2 separate regions of the Mus musculus genome follow, and region 1 is linked to region 2. A link is a loop called in an ENCODE intact Hi-C map of the cell type or tissue named here. Cell type or tissue: left cerebral cortex. All regions are shown on one strand. Links, peaks and the distances in the headings refer to the core of each region. The heading gives the core; the rest is flanking DNA.

Evidence for each region. Hi-C counts contacts between places; a loop is a spot of excess contacts. Peaks named below come from ENCODE experiments on the same cell type or tissue, not always from the same donor. Only the 100,000 strongest peaks of a DNase experiment are listed, where the experiment ranks them.
Region 1: a loop joins it to region 2, with 2.1 times the contacts of the local background. A loop is called at or near these places in 3 of 42 quality-filtered maps.

What each region holds. Positions count from the first base shown.
Region 1 is chr9:57,462,596-57,473,451 of GRCm38, reverse strand. It overlaps Scamp5 (secretory carrier membrane protein 5), which reads left to right and starts at 5,392. Exons shown (of 7, transcript NM_020270.3): 1 at 5,392-5,519. In left cerebral cortex, for the core only: no CTCF peak of the experiment used is centred there; DNase peaks (open chromatin) are centred at 5,339, 5,870, 6,055, 6,390 and 1 more place; H3K4me3 peaks cover 3,128 bases; H3K27ac peaks cover 2,643 bases.
Region 2 is chr9:57,519,088-57,529,943 of GRCm38, reverse strand. Cox5a (cytochrome c oxidase subunit 5A) reads right to left here and starts at 8,712. Exons shown (of 5, transcript NM_007747.2): 1 at 8,529-8,712; 2 at 872-988. The coding sequence starts at 8,616. In left cerebral cortex, for the core only: a CTCF peak has its summit at 5,967 (motif pointing left); DNase peaks (open chromatin) are centred at 7,713, 8,243, 8,752, 9,342 and 2 more places; H3K4me3 peaks cover 2,556 bases; H3K27ac peaks cover 1,951 bases.

The sequences.
Region 1 (10,856 bases), core at 1,546-9,545, 57 kb after region 2:
CATATTCGTCATTGTTTTCTACATTGTTTTCTTTGACTTCCTTGTTTTGTTTAAAGCAGATCCTTTGTATTTACTCCCTTACTGCAGAGTCTGACTCTGAAGAAAAAAAAAAAAAAACAAAAAGAAACAGCCTCTTTGTTTTCCTGTTGCTGTGATAAAATACCCTGACAGAAGCAACTTACGGAAGACAGTTATTCACATTAAATTCACAACCAAGAGCAGGAAGCAATGAAGTAATTCTACTGCTTAAACCCTTTTCTCTGCTCTTAATAGTTCAGGGTCCCTTGCTAGGGAATGGTGCCACAGTGTATGGGTCTTCTTACTTCCATTAACAAAATCAAGATACTCCTCAGTGGTCGTGGCTGTAGACCAACCTCATGCAGACCATCCTTCATTGAGACCTCCTTCCTGGGCGATCTTTAGATCACACCAAGTTGACAATTAACAGTAACCACCACACCCAGCCTAAAGACAATGGCTGGAGAGATGGCTGAGAGGTTAAGAGAACTGGCTGATCTTTCAGAGGACCCTGGTTTGATTCTCAGCACACACATGGTGACGCACAACCATTGGAACTTTACTTCCAAGGGATCTGATGTCCTCTTCTGGACTCCAAGGGTACCAGGCACATGTGTGGTACAAAGATATATACATGCAGGAAAAATACATATACACATATAATAAATTAAAAAGATCTAAAACAAATAACGGATCATCCCTTTCTTAGCTCCATCTGTCCTATTTCCTTGGGTGGATTGACCACCTCTCTGGTGTTCCCTTGCTTCATTTATAAATGGGGACAATAGTGGTTACTTCATAAGGTAGGCACAAGGCTTAGCATCTCCTGTGATGGATCATAGGTTCCAGGTGTTGTCCTGGAGATCCTTGGATGGGCATGTCACATTTGGCCATAGCTACTCAAGGAAGATAAACAGCTTGGAGCTGGACCTGTGGGTGGCTGACTAGGTTGATGCTCCTAATAATTTGTCCCTCCCTACAATGGGATTAAACACTACTATTTGTCATGTGACTCTCCTCCTCATCCTGCATGGGGAGCATTACTCTCTGGACCCATTTTACGTCTCGCTTTATGACATACTTTGAGTAAAGGCATGGGAGCAGATGTGACATCCCTCAAGCTTGAAATGTTAATGTTATTACATGGTTTGGCTCAAAAGTGGCTCTCCCACTTCTTCCTAAGAAACACACATTCCCATTGCTGGTACACAGTAGGAACTAAATATTCATTGACTGTTTATTATGCACCAGATACTGTCTCATATGTAACGTATGTCTAAATGTGTGTATCATCAGTGTTAATTGGCAGCTTGATAGAAAAGAGAATTACTCAGGAAATGGCCCTCTTAGCATGCCTGTAGGGAATTACCTTCCTTTAAAAAAATGTAAAAAAAAAAAAAAAAAAAAAAAAAAAGGGGGGCTGGTGAGATGGCTCAGCGGGTAAGAGCACCTGACTGCTCTTCCGAAGGTCAGGAGTTCAAATCCCAGCAACCACATGGTGGCTCACAACCATCCGTAACGAGATCTGACTCCCTCTTCTGGAGTGTCTGAAGACAGCTACAGTGTACTTACATATAATAAATAAATAAATCTTTAAAAAAAAATGTTTATTTTTATTTACACATGTCATGACCTGCACAGCCTACGAACTGACCTAACTGGGTCTCTGGGGAATGGAGAAATGACAGGTACACATACAGAAACGCTGGGATTGGATAGGCTGTGCACTATGATGGAGACGCACCAACAACAGCCTGGATAGTCAGCACATTTGTTATATGCAGCAAGTGAGGAGAAGGCTGGTTATCTAATTTCCATGAGTTCCAGGAGCAGCCTCATCTGGAGGAGGAAGCTGTACAGGGTCAATGTCTAGATGAGGATGCTGCAGTTGATACTTTGTGCACATCCTGGCTATAGCTAAAGGTTAAAAGTTCCTGAGCACCTTTAGTTGTATCAGGGAGAGGCTTTGCCATCTCTATATATCTGAGACATTGGGGTCTTTGATATGGCTGTGCTCATAACAATAATACATATTCATTCAGGATTTCATCTGCTCCTCATATGGTATTGAACCTTGGTCCTCTGGAAGAGCAGTTAATGCTGTTAGCCACTGAGCCACCTCTCTGTCTCTCTGTCTTCCTGCCTCTCTGTCTCTGTCTCTCTCTGTGTTTGTGCGCATGCATGTGCAAGTGTACATGTGGAACAAATCACACGTGGAGGTCAGAGGACTTTTGGAAAGCAGTTCTCTCCTTCCAACTGTGGTTTCTGGGGATTGAATCCAGGCCCTCAGGCTTGATGGAAAGATTTTTTTTTTGTTTTTTTTTTGTTTTTTGATTTTGTTTATTCTGTCTGTTTCATCTCTCTTGTTTGTGAATGAGTATTTTATCACAGCAACAAGCAAAGAAACTAAGACTGTGTTATTTCATTTTATCTTCACAAACCACTGAAGCTTGGATCCTGTGATTTTTACTGCTATTTCCCATAACTGCAGGCCACGGGGGACAAGCACCTGACTCACATTTACCCTCCAGGAAGGGGCAGTTTACCTCTTCTGCCCACCTCCTATGTCGCTTCTTCTTGTAAGTGATCCACAAATGCTGGTTAAACAAGCATTTGTTTACATGATGGTCACTATGACACAATTATTCCCCTCCATTCACAAAAGTGCCACAATGTCTCTTCAGACACACCAGAAGAGGTCACACACCAGATCCCATTACAGATGGTTGTGAGCCACCATGTGGTTGCTGGGAATTGAATTCAGGACCTCTGGGAGAGCAGTCAGTGCTCTTAATCACTGAGCCATCTCTCCAGTCCCCTATCTCATTTTTAAAAAATCGATTAAGAATCTCAATTGAGTGATCAGGGGAAAATTATTTATGAATAGTACAATTATTATATGAGAACACCAACATCTTCTCTAAACGGCCCATATGAGCCATAAGTTATCTCTTAATAGTTCCATGTGGAATCCAGATATTCACCCTGAGGAAGCGTTATCATCCCAGGTCCCAGCTTTTGTCCAAGCTGTCGCTCTCAGACCTCATAAGTTCATCGGTTCTCCCCGTAGTTTTGTAAACCAGCATAAACTTGGTTTATTTCAGGGATAGTCAGTAGTGATGTAATACAAAACATACTGATCGATTGTCGTGTGCTGTTAACCTTTATTGAGAAACTGGATGTAGGGGGATTTCCCTTAGCAATCTTGACCCAAGCATTCTTTTTTATTATTTTTTTATTATTTATTTATTTATTTGTAGTTTTTCAAGACAGGGTTTCTCTGTGTAGACCTGGCTGTCCTGGAACTCACTTTGTAGACCAGGCTGGCCTTGAACTCAGAAATCCGCCTGCCTCTGCCTCCCGAGTGCTGGGATTAAAGGCGTGCGCCACCACTGCCCGGTGACCCAAGCATTCTTATATAAAGTGTCCACCAAAGCCCTTTGTCTGGGGGGAGGCTGGCGCCTTGCTTCTGTGACTGGCAGAGAGTAGAGCAAAATAACCCAAGAGTAAAAACACTGTGCTCTTGTGCACAGCTGGAAGATACACTTTCCCCAGATGTTACCGTGGTGTAAATCTGCCTCCAGTGTGAACAGGAAGCCTGGACCTCTTTGACAAAGATACTGTCAGTGGGGGAAACTACAGCATGGCTGTCCCCTGACCCCACCCCAGGCCTCTGCTAGATGTTGTCAGCCCGATGTCCTGATGTTTACTCCACATCTGCTACTTGCTGTTTGTTCTTTTATTTTTGCTCGCTACCTGCCTAACATACTCAATCATTTGAACCTGGAAGTCCAGGGGCTGGAGAGATGGCTCTGTGGGTTGAGAGGACTGGCTACTCTTCCAGAGGAACCAGGGTCTTATGCCCATGACCCTAATGATGGCAGAACACAACCATCTCCAGTCCCTAGACGATTGTCCCATGTGCTCTTCCAACTTCCACAGGCACTGCAGGTTATATGGTGCACAGACACGTATGTAGGCAAAACACCCCGCACAAAATATAACAATGAAAAATTATATATAATTTTTATACATCAAAATAATCATAAAAAATAAAAAGAAATTGAAAATAAAAGAGAATCTGGTCTCTGTTTGAAGGCTGGGACTCTTCCTTCTGGCTGGTCTGGTAGCTTCTGCTGCTTCCTGTTCGGCCAGCTCAGCCTCCTTCTGGTCTCTTCTGCACTTGTTCTTGTCTGCTCTTCTCCTCTCCCTCCCTTCCCATGCCAGCTGTGGGAGTGAGGCCCCAGTGCCAGCAGGCTAGAGCCACACAATGGGCCCTTAGTCTGGGCAAAGAATCCCTGCAGTGTATCCCACCCACTGAAGCCCTCTTCCAGGCCCAGGGTGGTGTGGGTGAGGGATCGAAGCCATTGGTTGGCAGGGCAGGGGATGGCCTTGGCTGTGGAGGACCCACAGGGTTTTACTATGTAAACACCACTCACAATGGCAGCTTGTCTTCCTACCCCAGCCCCATGTCGCCAAGGAGTCTCGGAGCTACACTAATTCTGCACTTGTAAGCATTTACCTTGGTCCCTTCTCATTCTTGCTGTTAACATCTGTACATTATTATCTCTTTCCTTCTTCTTCTTTCTTGTCTTTTTTTTTTCAGAGCTATTCCTTATTCTTCTATTCCTTATTTCCCTTCCTTTTTGAGACAGTAGCTCATGTGTATCCTGGTAGTCCAGTACTTCCCCACTTGCTGTGTAGATAAACTGGCTTTGAACTTGCACTGACCCCATTGCCTGTGTCTTGGAAGGGCTAGGAATATTGATGTGAATCAACCCACACACCTGTGCTCTCTCTGTCTCTCTCTGTCTGTCTCTGAGATCTCACTATGTAGCTCCAACTGTCCTGGAACTTATGAAGATTAAGCTGCCTTTGAACTCACAGAGACAAGCACTCTGGATTTGGATCCCCGGAACTGGGGTTATGGTACTACCATATGGGTGCTAGGAATCAAACCCCAACCCTTTGTAAGAGCACAACAAGTACACTTAACCACTGAGCCATTTCTCCAGCCCCTCATCAAGCTGTCTCTTCCTCTTTCCCGGTACATCCCACAGGTCCCTGCGATTGGTATGGGGGTTATTCTTCCCACTTTGCAGATGTGGAAGTTAAGGCACTAGTTGCTGGCACTACTGTATGTTTCTCCTTTCTATGCACTCACTGTGCTCTTGTCCCCAAGGTGCCCACCTAGCACCTGGACGAGGAACGGCCGAATATTTAGCACCACGGACAGCTCCTGCAAGGTGCGGAGGCGCCGGTGCCTTGCTTCTCGCGAGCGCTCGTGGAATAGCCTTACGAGCAGTGTGGGAGTCTCGCGAGAGTGGTTGCAGCAGGCAGGGCGGCACGGGAGCGCGCGGGCCCGCCTCGGACGCGCGCGCACGCTCCCCGCCCCCAATCCGGGAGCCGCTCGCGGCCCGCTCCGCGCCTGATCGCCCGGTGCAGCGCAGCTCAGCGCGGCGCAGCGCGACTACCTTTCTGCAGCCGAGCGGTCGGGGCTGGTGAGTCCTGGGCCTGGAGACCCAAGGAGGGCACTGCGGGGAAGCTACGAGCTGGGTTGGAGAGGTGTCAGCGGCTCCAATTTTCTGCCTTCAAAGAGTCCCTCTTCATTTGAGGGGGTAGGTCGAGCTTCTGGAGAGGTGGGGAGTCGAGGTGACCTTTCCTGCTTGGGGTGGTAAGCGCTCTTTGTACACCCCTAAATCCTCCTCCCCATTCCTGTTTCCTCTTTCCTCTGTCCCCGCAGAGGGAGCCCGGGATTTGGGTGACGTCAGGCCCTTGGATGGAGCCTGGGCTTTGGGCCCTCCACCCCACAAACCCCGAGTTCCACCTGGCATTCCCTGGAAGCCGGCCTCCTCCTTTTGGGATGGCGCATGCGGCCGGGGATGGGAACGTCTGGAATCTAGTGACCGTGGTATCACAAAAGGCACCTGCAGGTGGACCCAAGTTGTACTCATCCCTGGAAGGCCGACCTTTGTACCGCGGGTCTGAGCAGCCTGGTTTTTGGAGGAGGGGGATGGGTGCACTGCCTAGGGCCCGGATACCACCAGGGCTTTGGGGAGTGGGATGGGGGTGCTGGATGTAGCGCATCCAGCATTAGCACCAGTCAGTCACGAGGAAGGAGGGGAGATGTGTAAGAACCAATCCCCGTCCTTGCCTTGAGGTTCTCCTGATCTGGAGTCTGGGGGAGTCAAGTAAGACTAGGACTGATAATTGGTTGTTAAAGGCCGACTTGAGGAGATCAGCAAAGGCCAGGGCTGGAGACAGAGACAAGAGGCAGCAGCTGTCAGGAGGAGACTTTCTGGAGGTGGGATTTGGAAGGAGGCAGAGGCGAGAGAGGGCATCTCAGTGTGGTAATGGACAAAGTTCAGAGGTGGGCATGAAGCACTGCTGCTCCACCCCAGCCTGTCTGTGGTGTGTGTGGGAGGGATGGTCTAGAGAAATGTGCAACCCGTGCGTTACCCATTATGTCTTCTCCATCAGGACTGTGAAAGAGGGAGATGATTCTGGCAGGGCCACGGTTGGCAGAGAGATTTTGCTTGGGGTTGCTAGTTTAGCGTCTGTGGGAACTTGGAGAGATAGGACCAGCTCTCCATTGCTGAGAGAGAACCGTGGCAGGGATGGGCCATCGAAAATGGAGTGTTAGTAGAGGGGATTAGGAGTCCTGGGACTTGTGGCCATTTCTATTTTTCTTTCCTTTATGTTTTTAAATTGTAATCTACATATACATATATATGGGTGTTTTGCCTGCTTGTATGTGCACCATTGTGTGCAGTGTCCTCCGACCCAGCGTTGGAGCCCATGGAGTTACAAATGGTTGTAAGTTGCCATGTGGGTACTGGGGAAAGTTTGGTCTTCTGGAAGTGCAGTCAGGGCTCTTAATCACTGAGCCATCTCTCCAGTGTGGTTGTCTCTTTAGCCCCCTCTTTGGCTGGTCACTGCTGAACAAGTTGATACCCCTCTCTGGGTATCTTTCTGCTAACACTTTCTCTAGGGACAAAATAAGTGGACTAAGTAGTGACCTCCCTTGAGGAAGTGTCTTGTTCTGTTTAAGAGAACCCTCTGAGTTCTCCCTTTTCCCTCTTCCTCTCTGCCTGTCAGGCCTCCTCTCCACGATACACTTCCTGCCTTGCTGTCAGTTTGGGGTCTGAAGCGTTCCTGAAGGAAGTGATACAGCTGGCTCAACAGAAGTGCTGGCCTTTGCCTCTTTAGGGGAAGGCACCCGTCTTCCTGGGGAGGATATCCAAGCTTTAAGTCTTAAACATGGGGTGGGTATGCTCAGTGTGGGGCTCAGTCTGCCTGATCTGAAATCTTCTCTCCACCATGGACCTGATTTTTCCTACTGCAGGGCCTGTCCCCTGACTTCATACTAAGAAACAGAACAAGTTAACATCTGGGTTCAGCCTCCAGATTGTGTGGTGTCCAGTAGGAAGGCACATGCTTGTAATCCTAGCAGTTAGAAGGCTGAGGCAGGAGGATTACTGGGCATTTAAGATCAGCCTGGGCTACTGAGCAAAGCTCTGTATTAAAACAGCTTCCATCTGTGAGGGATGGAAGACGAGACTGGATGGGTGAGATAAGCACCAGTGACTGCTTTAGAATTTATGTGGTAGGATGCAGAACAGTGATGTTTGGGAAGGGTCCCAGAGGAGGTGTGGGAAGTGATAGGGTTAAGGAAGGTGATAGGCTGCTGGTTTGGGGTCACTGGGGGTGACTAGACATGGTATTCTCTAAAATGTTGTTATGTATAGAAATTTCAGCCTGTGGTAAAGAAAGAGGGTAGCGGGGAGGAGGGATTTGTATATGATTGGCATAAAGCTTCAAAATGCCAGGTGCAGGATCTGTGCCTGCAGGAGGGCACCACAGCGTTAGCAGCAGCACGATGATAGCACGCCCAGGAGAGTGCTGGTTTTTGAGGGTGATTCATAGCGTTGGGCTTCAGGACTGCAGATGGGATTGAGATCAGGAGAAGAGGGTCAGAGGTCAAGCAGGAAGTAGAAACGTCTGTCTTAGCCAGTAGGCAAACAGAAGAATGATCACTTCTGTGCCAGAGATGAGGGGCTCTTGTTGGCAAGCTGAGAACACTTGGAACTAGTGTCAGGCCCCTGGCCGGACCTGGGCCAGGCTTGCCCTCCTTTCATTGACCACCGACTTTCATTTTCACGATTGCAGGACCAGTCACACTAAGGAATTGATTGAGTTACAGTCTAGGTTTCGTAAACAACCTTCACTCAGGTTCTGTTGGATCAGGTGTGATGGTGAGTGCCCATACTCAGCAGCTGGGAGGCTAAGGTGGGATTGCTGAGATTTCAAGGCCAGTTTGGGCTAAATAGTGAGTTTCAGGCCACCCAGGGATACCTAGCAAGAGCCTGTGTCAAAACAAACTAAAACCTAACCTACCCAAAATTTCAGTTATGTATGGTATCTTTTTTTTTTTTTTTTTTTTTTTTTGGTTTTTCGAGACAGGGTTTTTCTGTGTAGCCCTGGCTGTCCTGGAACTCACTCTGTAGACCAGGCTGGCCTCGAACTCAGAAATCCGCCTGCCTCTGCCTCCCGAGTGCTGGGATTAAAGGCGTGTGCCACCACGCCCGGCTAACATGGTATCTTATGTGATAATAAGATGCTTTATTAAGCCTACATTTTTCAGAAGTGGTGTAACCTGCTCCCCCCACCCCCTAATTACAAAAGATTCTCACCTGAAGAGCAAATACTAATCCTCCATTAAGAGTTTTGTTTATAAAAGCCAGTGCTTTCTTTCATTTCCAAAACCACTCCTTTCTCCAAGAAAAAGGTAGCCTTGTCCTAAGGACAAAGGACCCCCAGACTTCTGGTTCTGTGATCTCAGCCTCCTGCAGCCCCTCTGAGTCCTTCCTTTCAGACACAAACTAGATTTCTGCCCTGGATCATTCACGGACGGACGGACGACTTTATGACTTCTCTGTCACTGACTGCTCACCTTGGAGAAATGACTTGGGGCCTGTGATCGGGGTCAGGCTGCAGTGAGAGCTGGGGGAGCATCTTCCCTTGAGGCTCCTATGACTTAGTTTTTACCTCCACTTCCCTACTTGTCTACCTTGTTTTGCTGGAGGCCTTGATTTTGGAAACAGGTTCTCATTCCATATCCCATTCTATTTGTGGAAGGCGGTGCCCCTCAGCCACCCCATCTTGTTCTCACTGGCATATGGTCGCTCACGTCCTTGGGTTCCATGCCCTCAATCACTGGGCCATTTTGCCTGTGTGTCCTACTGAGAAGCAGATTCCGTTCTGGATGCTCCATTCAGAATATAGAAAGCGGTTAGATCAGGGCAGTGTGACCCTGCTTTCACCAGGGTGTCCTGTCTTAGTCATAACCTTATGTCATCGAAAACACCTAGAAAGTCTTCCTCACTCTCATCTGCTCTCCAGTCTGTCCCATGGCAGGAATATTTCAACCTGGACTGTAAGCCCAAAGACCTTTACTCAGGATGCAGGTGATGAGGGTGATGAGGGAGACGGAGCCATGCCCCTGTTCCTGCCCTCTTCCTGTCCACTGTTCTTTTTAAAAGTAAGAGCGTTAAACTTTTAACATTTTATTTCCATTTTATGGTGTGGGTGTTTTGTCTGCCTGTGTGTCTGTGTATCACTTGCATGCCTGGTGCCTTTGGAGGCCAGAAGAGGGTGTTAAATTCCCTACCCTGGTTGTGAGCTGCCACGTGGGTGCTGGCTGGGATTTGAAACTGGTCCTCTGGAGGAGCTGGCAGTGCCCTTAACATGTGGGTTATCTCTCCAGCCCTTTTCTTTTCCTTTCTCTCTTTCTATTGAGACAGGGTCCCATCATGTAGCCCAGGCTGCTGTCTGACCCATATTGATCTTGCTGCCTCTGCTTCTCAAATGCTGGGATTATAGGTATGTGCTGCCACTCTGGGCATTTCTCATGCATCTCTTGAATTCTAGCAAGGAGGGTCCTTGTGGAAAGCCCTACACACTACGTTGGATACTGACCCTTTGTGTGTCCCAGAGTACCACTGCCTGTCAATCATGTCCCTCACTGCTGCCTCCTGAGCCTCCACCCTGCTTTCTTTGATGTCTTCCTCCTGGTTTGTTAAGGTAGCTGTGTTTCCTGACCTGGAAGAAAGCCTCCTACCCAGTGTCATAGCTGTTGTAGTTTTGTCTCCTTCTGTAGCCCAGGATTAACTTAGCCCTTTTTTTTTTTTTTTTTGGCAGGTTATGAGGTGGGTATAGGGAGGTCTTTTATAGCACAGGATGGTCTGTAACTCACTGTGTAGCTGTTAATGACCTAGAACAGACCTTCTTGCCTTTGTTGCTAGAACTTTGGGTGTGTCCCACCACACCTATTCTGTAGGGCGTTGGAGATTGAACCCTGAACCTTGTGCGTGTAGACAAAGCTCCAGCCCCAGTTTGCTTTGCCTTGTTTGGTTTTGAGATGGGATCTGGCCACCTGCGTTCTCCTCCCAAGTGCAGTTACGATAGGCATGCACCATCAAGCCTGGATTTTTTTTTAAAGATTTTATTTTTGATTGTGTGCGGGTGTGTGTGTCTGCCTGTGGGTATGTGCACGTGAGTGCAGGTGCCTTGGAGGTCAGAGGCGTCGGGTCCCCTGGGGCCAATATGTGGGAGCCACCTGCTGTGGTTTTAGCCACTTCCATCCCTTCTGCTCCTTGACACATCTCTTCTTTTCACTCAGATTTTCCCAGTTTCTTGGTAGCATGGCTCTCACTCTGTTGCTTCCTGGACACTGTGACTTTCTGACTGTCGGGTCAGCCTAAGTCACATCTGACTGCTCTGTGGCCATGGCACTGTTGACCTAGTTGGCCAGTCATTAAAAAGATTAAGATAGATCT
Region 2 (10,856 bases), core at 1,416-9,415:
TGAATTCTTTAAACTAAACAGTATTGAAAAATCATCTAAAAACAACCAGAACAATGCCTAAGGAGAGATAATGAGGCCAGAATGACGACATTAAGAAGGCATTATAGAGAAACATTAGTGTAAAGACACAGAAACATTCAACCAGAAAATGACTGGGCATGATTACTTTTGTGTCTGCACAAAACGGCACATCAAGAAAATTGAAGTCTTGATGAAAATGCAGAATTGCTGTTTTTTCATACATCAGTAAGATCTTTAGGTTTTAAATAAGGAATTCCACAGCTGCAGCAAGATAGGACCATTACATTCTGGCAGAGAAGTTAAAAGCACTTGGGATGCTTGCTTTTATTATTGTAAACTATTTAAAGAATACATTGGAGAACCAACCATACCCACAGCCACATTGCCACAGATTCTTGATCTGAGATTATATAGTACACTTACAATTAATGACTGGTTAACATTAGTGCTATTTGTTCCTGCTCAAATGACTGCTCATCTAAATGATCTGAAAGACACAGTAGTAGTAACTCTGCTGTTAAACCAGCGCAGAGAACAGCCTCTCAACAGAGCTCTCTGGCTCACATGTCAATAGGGCATGTGTTCCCTCTTTCTTCCCAGTCCTGGGGACCAGACCCAAAACCTATGCATGCAAGGAAGGAGCTCTATCACTGACTAGTATACTCCAGACCTGCTGTCTAGTTTAAAACTCACACTTTATAGGAAACATTATAGAAGTTGCAGGCTTTTCTAACTACGAGCTGTGACAGTCACCAACTCACACAACATGTTTTCAAACATACAATGTGTTTGCTTTTAAGAATAGTTCATGTTTATACATGCAAATATGATACATCTATGTTCCAATTACCTTTACGCAATTCCCAGGCATCAATGTCTGGCTTGTTGAAATATGTCACCCAGCGAGCATCAAACTCCTCATCTGTCTCGTGTGACCCATGAGAATAGCAGCGAATGGAACAGACAGCTACAAAGGAAAAGAGCAATGACGTCAATAGTGGAAGACCACTCAACTGTGAATGCTATTATCCTGTCCCTAATGCATTCATTGGCAAAAAGAAGAGTAGAAAACAGCAGAAGGGGGCAAAATGTACAGACTGTTTGACACATGTTTTCTAGTGCAGTAACTTGTCTTTTTGTTCATTTTTGAGACAGATTTTGCTGTGTTGCCTGTGCTGATTTCAAGGTCAGCCTGCACTGTAAGTGAATTCTTCTTCTTCTTTTTTTTTAATTTTCCTTTTTGGTTTTTCGAGACAGGGTTTCTCTGTATAGCCCTGGCTGTCCTGGAACTCACTTTGTAGATTAGGCTGGCCTCGAACTCAGAAATCTGCCTGCCTCTGCCTCCCGAGTGCTGGGATTAAAGGCATGCGCCACCGTGCCCGGCTCTGTAAGTGAATTCTAAGCACAATCTGGGTTGTAGAGTAAGAGTGTCTCAAAAAGAAAACAAATCTTAAATACTAACCAGAGTAAAACATATAGTATTATATATCTAGGTGTGATGGCACATTCCTATAATTCCAACATTCTGGAAATTTAAGCAAGAAAAGTGAGCTCAGCCTGGGCTGCTTAGCAAAAACCCTGTCTCAGGCCTGCGAGATTCCTCAGTGAATAAAAGCAATTGCCACATAAATCTAAAGACCTGAGTGATTCCTAGAACCCACATAAAGGCAGAAAGGTAAGAGCCAATGAAGCTGTCCTCTGACCGCCATATGAACATTATGGCACGCACACATCTGCAGCCACACTCAACAGTAAGTTTTAATTATGTGTTTGTGCAATGTTTGTGCATGAGTATATTCACATGAATTCAGGTACCCTTGGAAGTCAGAGGTACTGGATGTCTCAGAGCTGGAGTTAGAGGCCTTGTGAATCTTCTGATCTGAATGCTGGGAACTGAATTCAAGTAGTACTCCAAAGAGCATTAAGTTCTCTTTTTTTTTTTTTTTTTTTTTTTTTTAAAAGATTTATTTATTATATGTAAGTACACTGTAGCTGTCTTCAGACACTCCAGAAGAGGGCGTCAGATCTCGTTACGGATGGTTGTGAGCCACCATGTGGTTGCTGGGATTTGAACTCCGGACCTTCGGAAGAGCAGTCGGGTGCTCTTACCCACTGAGCCATCTCACCAGCCCCATTAAGTTCTCTTAACCAATATGCATTTTAGTGAATGTAAGATCAAATGAAAGAATTCTCCCTTGACTAACACCATTTACACCATGAACAAAATACCAGCCATGAGTCCCAGAAGATCATAGCCTAAGTCCCAATTTTCAGAGATAAATTTCCTCCACAACCCTGGGTCCAAACAAACTGGGACACATATGTGAATGTGATGAACGTGTCTGAACTTCTCTGACAAGGAAAAAGGTCTATAGACCTAAATGTATCTCATATTTAAACTTAATCAAAATTTCATGTATATTCAGTACCCTAGAAGACTAACACATTTTACACACCACAAAGCAAAGATGGCAATAACCCTCTATCTCGTGATACTTAGAAATCCTATGCTACCATTTTCAAAAACTACAGTTATCCAGAGTAAGGACCAGAGTACTTAAAGTGCAAATATAAAATGGTTAACTACTTTCAAAGACTGCTTAGTGATTTCTTTTTTTCCAAGACAGGGTTTCTCTGTATAGCCCTGGCTGTCAAACTCTCTCTGTAGACCAGGCTGGCCTCGAACTCAGAAATCCGCCTGCCTCTGCCTCCCAAGTGCTGGGACTAAAAGTGTGCGCCACCACGCCCGGCTGCTTAGTGATTTCTTATAAGTTAATACAGAGCTACCATAAAACCAGTAACTTTCCTCCTAAATATTTACTCAAGAGAATCAAAGTCTATACATTTCCTCCTAGAGAGAAGTTGTTTGCTTCCCCAGCCCCCAGTGCCTGGGATCCCAGGGCCTTGCTTGCCTTGTTCTTTAACTCTGGTTAACTGTTAGGTTCACCTTCAACCTAGAAAAGTGTTTATGGTAGTCAAGTCCTTTTGCACTCCTAGGTATAGATTTGAGTGCTAGCTTTGTTTTCCAATTGTAAGAACACACAACCAGCAACTGCAAATTCAAGGCAAGATGATCATGCCCTACAGTGTCTTATCCATTCCTAGAAGCCAAATCACACACACTTACATGAAGGGGAGGAAAAATAAGAAAATGCAAGGTATAGTGACTCATGTTTGTAATACTAACACTTTGGAAGTTGAGGTCAGCCTGGGCTACAGAGAAAGAGCCCAGCTCAGAAAATATAACAAACAAAACCAACAAATACCAAGTAAACAATCCTTAGGGTCAAGCCCAGCTGCACTTTAATCCCAGCACTCAGGAAGCAAAGGCAAGGAACTCCATGGTTCCAGACCTGCCAAGGCTACACAGCAATACCTAGTTTCAAAAACAACAACAATAACAAACAAAACCAAAGCAAACAAACAAAAGAAAAAACCCCACTGGGTGTACACATACACACCTGTTCCACAACAGCAAAAACTAGACTATCCTATGTCCCACAAAGTTTAAATTATATATGGGTAGAAATGGGTAGAACTTCCTCTATTAGTTAATGACCTGTCCTTAGTCACCCCTCCCACAAATAAGGCACAAGGTTTTATTTGTCTACATAGATAATAGTTTTTACTGTTCTCTCAAGACAGCATCTCCCAGTGTCCTGAAGGCTCCATCCTCTCTACTCACCTCAACCTTCCCAAAGCTGGGATTGTATCATGTCCAGCTCTTTCTCCCACACATAACTAATACTTTATTTTTAGAGAAATTATACAGATAATAACCCCCCAACACCACTACTTTACTTCCTAAGTGGTTTTGCATACGGCACATGCATGCGTATGAGTGTTTTGAGACAGGGTCCTTCCTATGGCTTGAAACTTGCTGTGTAAGTTCAGGATGACCCTGAACTTTCCTGCCTCTACCTCTCAAATTACTAGAAAGTGCACTACTCTGCCTGGCTGGCACTAACAATTTCTGGCAATTATTCAATGCTTTAATATAACCTAAAGGCATTAGAGGAGGAAGAGGAGGAAAAAGGAAGTGTGAAAATGTGAATATTTCAAAACAGCTACTACCTCTGGGCTGTGATGTAGTTCGCTTGGCTAAATGCTTACCTAGACTGCAGAGAGTCCCAGGGCATAATGACTCAGATCTATAACCAGCACTTGAGAAGCAGGAACAGCTCAGAAATTTATTCATCTTCTGCTATACAACTAGGCCAGCCCAGGCTCCTCCTACTCAGCCACCCAAAAGGATATGGCATTCGCCTAGAAAAAGCCAACACTATGACTTTAGAAAAATAAATAAAGTAAGGGGCTCATTAATCTTTTGTGTTCACATTTGGTTAAAACAGATAGTTTTCTGCTTGATAATCAGGCCAAAAGGTCCCAAGAATAGTCCCTTTTGGCACTGGTAATTCTAGGAATGAGGGACAGAAGCAAATGATATACAAGTTGCATTAACAAGTTAGACACCAGGGTGATTGAGGGCGCAAAGCCAGACACAGACCTTGATTGAGGACATAAGGTTAAGCACTAGCAAGCAATACAAAGTGCTATGCTACTTAAACTCAGCATTTTACCAAGAGAAGAAGAAAACAAACAAACAAACAAACACCTATCTTCCACCCTTCAGGGTCTTTCAAGCTCTCAGGGTAAGGATGCCAGGATTTTATAATTTCAAGGGTTGACTAGAGTTTTATTTAAAACATTAACTTAGGAGTTTAAGGGCATCCTGAGATTCAAGGGCTAGCCTGAGCTCATGAGACCCTGCCCATGAATGAAAGAAAAGGAAAGGAAAGGAAAGGAAAAGAAAGGAAAGGAAAGGAAAGGAAAGGAAAGGAAAGGAAAGGAAAGGAAAGGAAAGGAAAGGAAAGGAAAGGAAAGAAATCAGGAACTGGGAAGATGGCTCAGCAGAGTTTGGCTACCTAGGCCCACATAAAATGCTAGGTGTACATGCTGTCCCAACTATAATTCTGCTCCCAGAAGGCAGAGGATTCCCAGCGCAAACTGGCTAGGGAAACTAATCCTACAAGCCTAGCTTAAGAGAGCTATAGAGTAGCTCAACCTATGGGTCTGGACCCCCACTGGTCCCATATCAGGTATCTTGCACACCAGATATATACATTACAATTCATAACAGTAGCAAAAATACAGCTATGAAGTAGCAATGAAATAACTGTTATGTGGGGGTCACCACAACATGAGGAACTGTGTTAAAGGGTTGCAGCACTAGGAAGGTTGAAAAACTGCTAACAGAGGATGCACCCCAAAACCACCACAACCACCCTGCCACATCTCTTCCTTTTATTGGAACAGGGTTTCAACTCTGTACACCACACTAACCTGCTCTTCTTCCTGGCTTCTTCAGCCACCCTAGCTGTAAGCCACCATGTCCAGCTTCCTCCTCCTCCTCCTCCTCCTCTCCTTCCTCCTGCTCCCCACATCTCCCTTGGCTGTGCTGTTAGTCCAGGCTAGACTGGAACTCAAAAATCTGCCCACGTTTTAAGCACTGGGACTGAGGGCACATGTGCCACCACACCCTGCTTGCCTTTTTCACTGTCCATTACAAAAACGATCTCATACCAGTAACAAGTCTCAACCTAAAAATGAAGTGCATCACAATAAACCAAGTATGTTTAGAAATTTTCTGCCAACCATGAACCAAATATAGGACACGTGAACCCGACTTCAAAGCCTAGGTATGGAATAGCCTATAAGACATCCAGTGACAAAATTGATTAATGTGCAAGAGGTACCTAGCAGTCTCCATTTTATTATTTAGCAAGGCATGACCATATTAAGCCTTTGCGCCAGGCAAGAGTTGCAGTATCAAATGTAAACTTCAGAGCTACCAAAAACATTATTTTAACTTTAGAAAGGCTTAAGATCAATTAGTATACAAGGTCACACAGCTAAAGAGACACTATTTACAACCAATACTGCCCCCTTGTGGAAGTATTTAGGTATAAAGGAGAATCACCTAAAAGCCTTTGTTTCTGAATTGCACACCAGGGGGTGAATAGAAAGCCTGGAAGAGAAATCTAGACAAGAACTTAAATAACAATAAACTGTAGTCCTTTTCAGAACTTCCTTAAAAGAAAAAAAAGGAAGAAAATTTCCCTGTTTCATAAGAAACTCCCAAAGTTCAATGCTCCTTCTCCCCCAAAAAAGAGAAATAAAAGAAAAAGCAGAAAATTTCCTTTAAAAATATTTTAGTTGGGTGGTGGTCCATGCCTTTAATCCCAGTTCTTGGGAGGCAGAGGCAGGCAGATCTCTATGAGTTTGAAGCCAGCTTGGTCTACAGAGTGAGTTCCAGGACAGCCAGGGGTACACAGAGAAACCATGTGTGTGTACACGTATAATCTCAGCTAAGTGTGTATGGTGTTACACCTATAATCCCAGGACTCAGGAGGCAGAGGCAGAAGGGCTACTACAAATTTGAGGCTAGCATTAATCACACAGTCAATTCCAGACAGTACCCCAACTCAAAAGTCAGAAATAAAAAAATCTCGAGATATTTATCTATATGGGAAAAGAAAAAAAAGCATTTGTTGCCTTAGCAAATAAGACACAAAAAAGCAGCAGGATAACTCAAATTTAACTGAGAAAGAGAAAATAGCTCCATCACTAACAAAAAGGTCAGTTTCCCAAGGTAGGCATCAGTTTCTTCTGTAAAATATGAGCATCTACTTGGTTTCTCTTTTTGATTTTACTTTTTATGTATTTTTGCCTGCATTATGTGTATGTACTTCTTGTGGGGTGCATAAGGAAGTCAGAAAAGGGTGCTGGGAATCGAACCTGGGTCCTTTGCAATGACAAGTACTCTTAACCTATGAGCCCTTGCACTCCCCAGGTTTCCTAAATGCATTCCAAAGCTGAGTGTGGTGGCACACACCCGTGGTCCTAGGCATTCCAGAGGTGGATGCAGGAGGACGATCATGACTACACAGCTACTTTTGAGTCCACCCTTGACTATCTAAGATGCTATCTAACCTCTTCCCACCAAAAAATCCTAAACTCCCTACAGTCGACTCTCTTGTTGTTAATACAATGCCTTACAAAAGACAAACTAAATGAAGCCAAAAAAAAATTCTTTAGGTTCCAGTAATCAAGGAAACAATTTTGGAGTGTCTGAGGCCCTTCTTTGTGTGTGAGGCCATGGCTAGACTGGAACACAAAGAGATCCACCTTTTTCTTTTTCTTTTTTAAACCTCCCTGTGAGTGTTGGTCCCAACGTACCTGGCTAAGTTATTTTTATATCTACACACATGAACTAAATCTCATAAAACACTAATGTATCTCAGACCAGGATCCAAGCACACAACTACTGTGATTAAAGTATAATGCCTGTGCCGGGTGTGGTGGCTCCCAAGGTTAATCCCTGCACTTAGGAGGCAAGAGGAATGCAATAAGTTCCTCGATAGCCCTTTTAGTACCATTCTGAGTTCTAGTCTAGTCTGGGCTATAGAGGCCCTGTTTCTAAAATAAAATACTCCTATTTATTTTAGGCCGATGCCGGCCTGGTTTACAAAGAGTTCCAGGACAGCCAGGCTACACAGCTGACACATACCACAACCAAACAAAACCAAAAGTAAGATAGATGTACCGTGCTAAGTGGAGAGGGTCTGAGAACACACCAAGTGGCAGAGCAATTATCTAGCAATGCAGGGCCCTTGGTTCCCCCTCAGCAATGGGGGTGGACAGTGATGGGACACAAAATCTCCTGATCACACAGAAGGGGAAACAAGCAACCAAACATAATACTTCATAAGTCAGCACTGAAGCTTCTCATTTTAAACGGGTGGAGGGGAATCCACGAAGCTTTCCCATGTTTGTACACCCAGTATTCCTCAGTATTTGGTACCCAATCTTGTAAACGTTATCATTCTTTCCATTAATATTTGTCAATGTTCAGGCTCTCTTACAAGCCGCAAGAAACCACACTTTAAATTATCTATTTGAAACGCAGGGCTAAAATGTGGCTCAACAGTCCTCAAACGTGGCCGTACCCAGTTATGAAGGTGACACAAAAATGCCAGCAGAGAATTGCCTGATCAGGGCTAAAAGGGTATTGTGTCCCACTGGGGAATCAAATTGTGTTCTAGGAAACGCAGAGGCGGGCGGCGCGCCCGGAGGCTCAATGTCACCTTCGCCAAGATGCCGCAGGCCGGCGGGGGCCACTCCCGGTCAGGTGGCTGCGGGGTCAGCGCAGGGAACGGTCACGGCCCAGAGACTGAAAGGAAGTGCTGAGCTCGTCCTCGGCGACCCCGGCAAGTCCACACACCTGACTGGCCGCGGGTTCGGCATCAGGAAGTGGCGGGGAGGGAGGCCCGGAGGAGTCTCCTACACGACTCCAGACGGCCGCGGACGCACTGCGGTCACCGGGCTCCAATGCCGGCTCGCAGGGCAAAGGCTAGGCCGCCAGGGAGCCTGCCCTCGAGTGGCGGCGGGAGCCCAGGTCACAGCAAGGACACGCGAGCGAGGGCTGTGGCGGGCGCGGACCTTACCGGCGGCGGGGCTGGGAGCCGAGGCGGGGTGCAGGAGGCCTCGGGCAGCCGCGGCTGCGGTACAGCGACGGAGGGCAGCGGCGAGCATGACGGCGACCACAGCGCACTGGCTGAGGCTGACGAGAAGCCGGTGTGAGCTCGCGGGCGGTACAGCAGTTCGCGGGGGCCGGACTCACGCAGCGACGCACGCTGGGCGGAGCATAAGGCCGGCCCACTGCGGAGCTCGCGCCTACGGAAGCGGGTGGGGCGCCATGCGGTCGCCGGCGGCTACGGCGGCCGTGGAGGACAAACCACGTCGGCGCCGCGCCAAAGCTGGTCCGATGACCCGGGTGACCGTAGTGAACATTCCTGCGTGGGAGGAAAGGCAGGGTGAGCAATGGACAATGTGGATTTGGAATCGCCAACAGAGGAGACTATCACAATTTGGAATTGTAGCGATAATAACGGCAAACTATAATAAGAATAACCGCTTTGCCCCCGCGCGTTGGTGTATGCTATAATTCTAGCCCTCTACAGGCTAAGTATTAGGAATTTCAGGCTCTCTTATGCAACCTGAGTCTCAGAAAAAAAAAAAATCATACTGGGAGTAGTGACTCAAGACAATAATCAACATTTTGGAGGCAGGGGGAAAGGGGATTCAAGGACAGCCTGGGTCACATGATCCTCCCCCACCCACTAAAGCCCAATTATTTACTTTTACCCATTAGGAAACCGACTCAAAAATTACGTTGTTTAGGGTCTAGGAAGATAGACGGTTTAGTGGATAAAGTGCTTTCTGTGGCTCAGTAGTTAATAGTTTATTAACTTTCTGCGCTCTCAGAGGACTCACGTTTACTTCACATCAGGTGGCTCCCAACTGTCTGTAACTCCCGCTCCAAGGGAATCTGACACCCTCTTCTGGACATCACAAGTACCCACATTGTGCTGTGCTATATACTCACACACATACATGTAAATAAACTTTACAAATGAAATGAAGGCACGGATGAATAAGTAAACGAAAAATGAAAAAAATGTACCTTGATTAAACGAGTATGAATCCATGAATTGGCTTTCCTAATCTTGACTTCTCTGAGCCAATTATGGGACATATGTTAGTTATCTTAATTTTATTTTTGGTTATAAGGTGTGGTAGTTATTGAATAAGAATGGCTCCCATAGTCTCATATATTTGAATGCTTGGTCATCAGAGAGTGGCACTATTTGAGAGGGATTAGAAGGTGTGGCCTTGTTGGAAGAAGTGTGTCATTGGGGGTGGGCTTTGGGGTTTCAAAAGCCCATGCAAGGTTCAGAGTCTCTCTCTTCCTGCTACCTTCAAATGTAGAACTCTCAGCTACTTCTCCAGTACCATTCCTGCCGTGCTTTCTGCCTGGATGATAATGGACACTGATCTCTAAAACTGTAAGCCAGCCCCAGTTAAATGCTTACTTTTATAAGAGTTGCTGTGGTCTCTTCACAGCAATAGAACACTAAGGTTTCATAGTAGCCCTGCCAGGCCTTGAACTCACAGAGGCCTGTCTGCTTCTGCCTCCTGAATGCTGGGATTAAAGGAGCTGGCTCACCAGCTCTTAGTTACTTTTTAAATTGATACAACAAAATATGTGACAGAAACAATTTAAGGAAGAAAGTGGGTTTGTTGTTGCTTGTTTGTTTTTTACAAAAGGGCCAGGCTATGCCAGTGCCTGGCAGATACAGAAGTGGATGCTCATAGTCATCTATTGGATGGAATACAGGGTCCCTAATGAAGGAGCTTGAGAAAGTACCCAAGGAGCTAAAGGGGTCTGCAACCCTATATGTGGAACAACAATATGAACTAACCAGTACCCTCAGAGCTATGTCTCTAGCTGCATATGTAGCAGAAGATGGCCTTGTCGGCCATCAATGGGAGGAGAGGCCCTTGGTCTTGCGAAGATCATATGCCCCAGTACAGGGGAACGCCAGGGCCAAGAAGAGGGAGTAGGTGGGTTGGGGAGCAGGGCGGGGGGAGGGTATAGGGGACTTTGGGGATAGCATTTAAAATGTAAATGAAGAAAATATCTAATAATAATTTTTTTAAAAGGCCAGGGATGTAGCTCAGGGGCGGAGTGCTTGTTTAGAATGATTTAACTCACAAGTAACACTTGCCTTTTTAAAGATACAGACTCAGTTGATGTTTATTATAGCCATGGGTGTAATCATCACAACTTTCTAGTTCCAGAACTTTCAGTCCAAGAATGGTTATCCCCACCCCCACCCATTGAAGGAACTTCTGACTGCCTTTCTGCTACTATAGCTTTATAAAGTTTTTTTATTTTGCTGGGCTTGAGGGTGGACAGTGCACACCTTTAA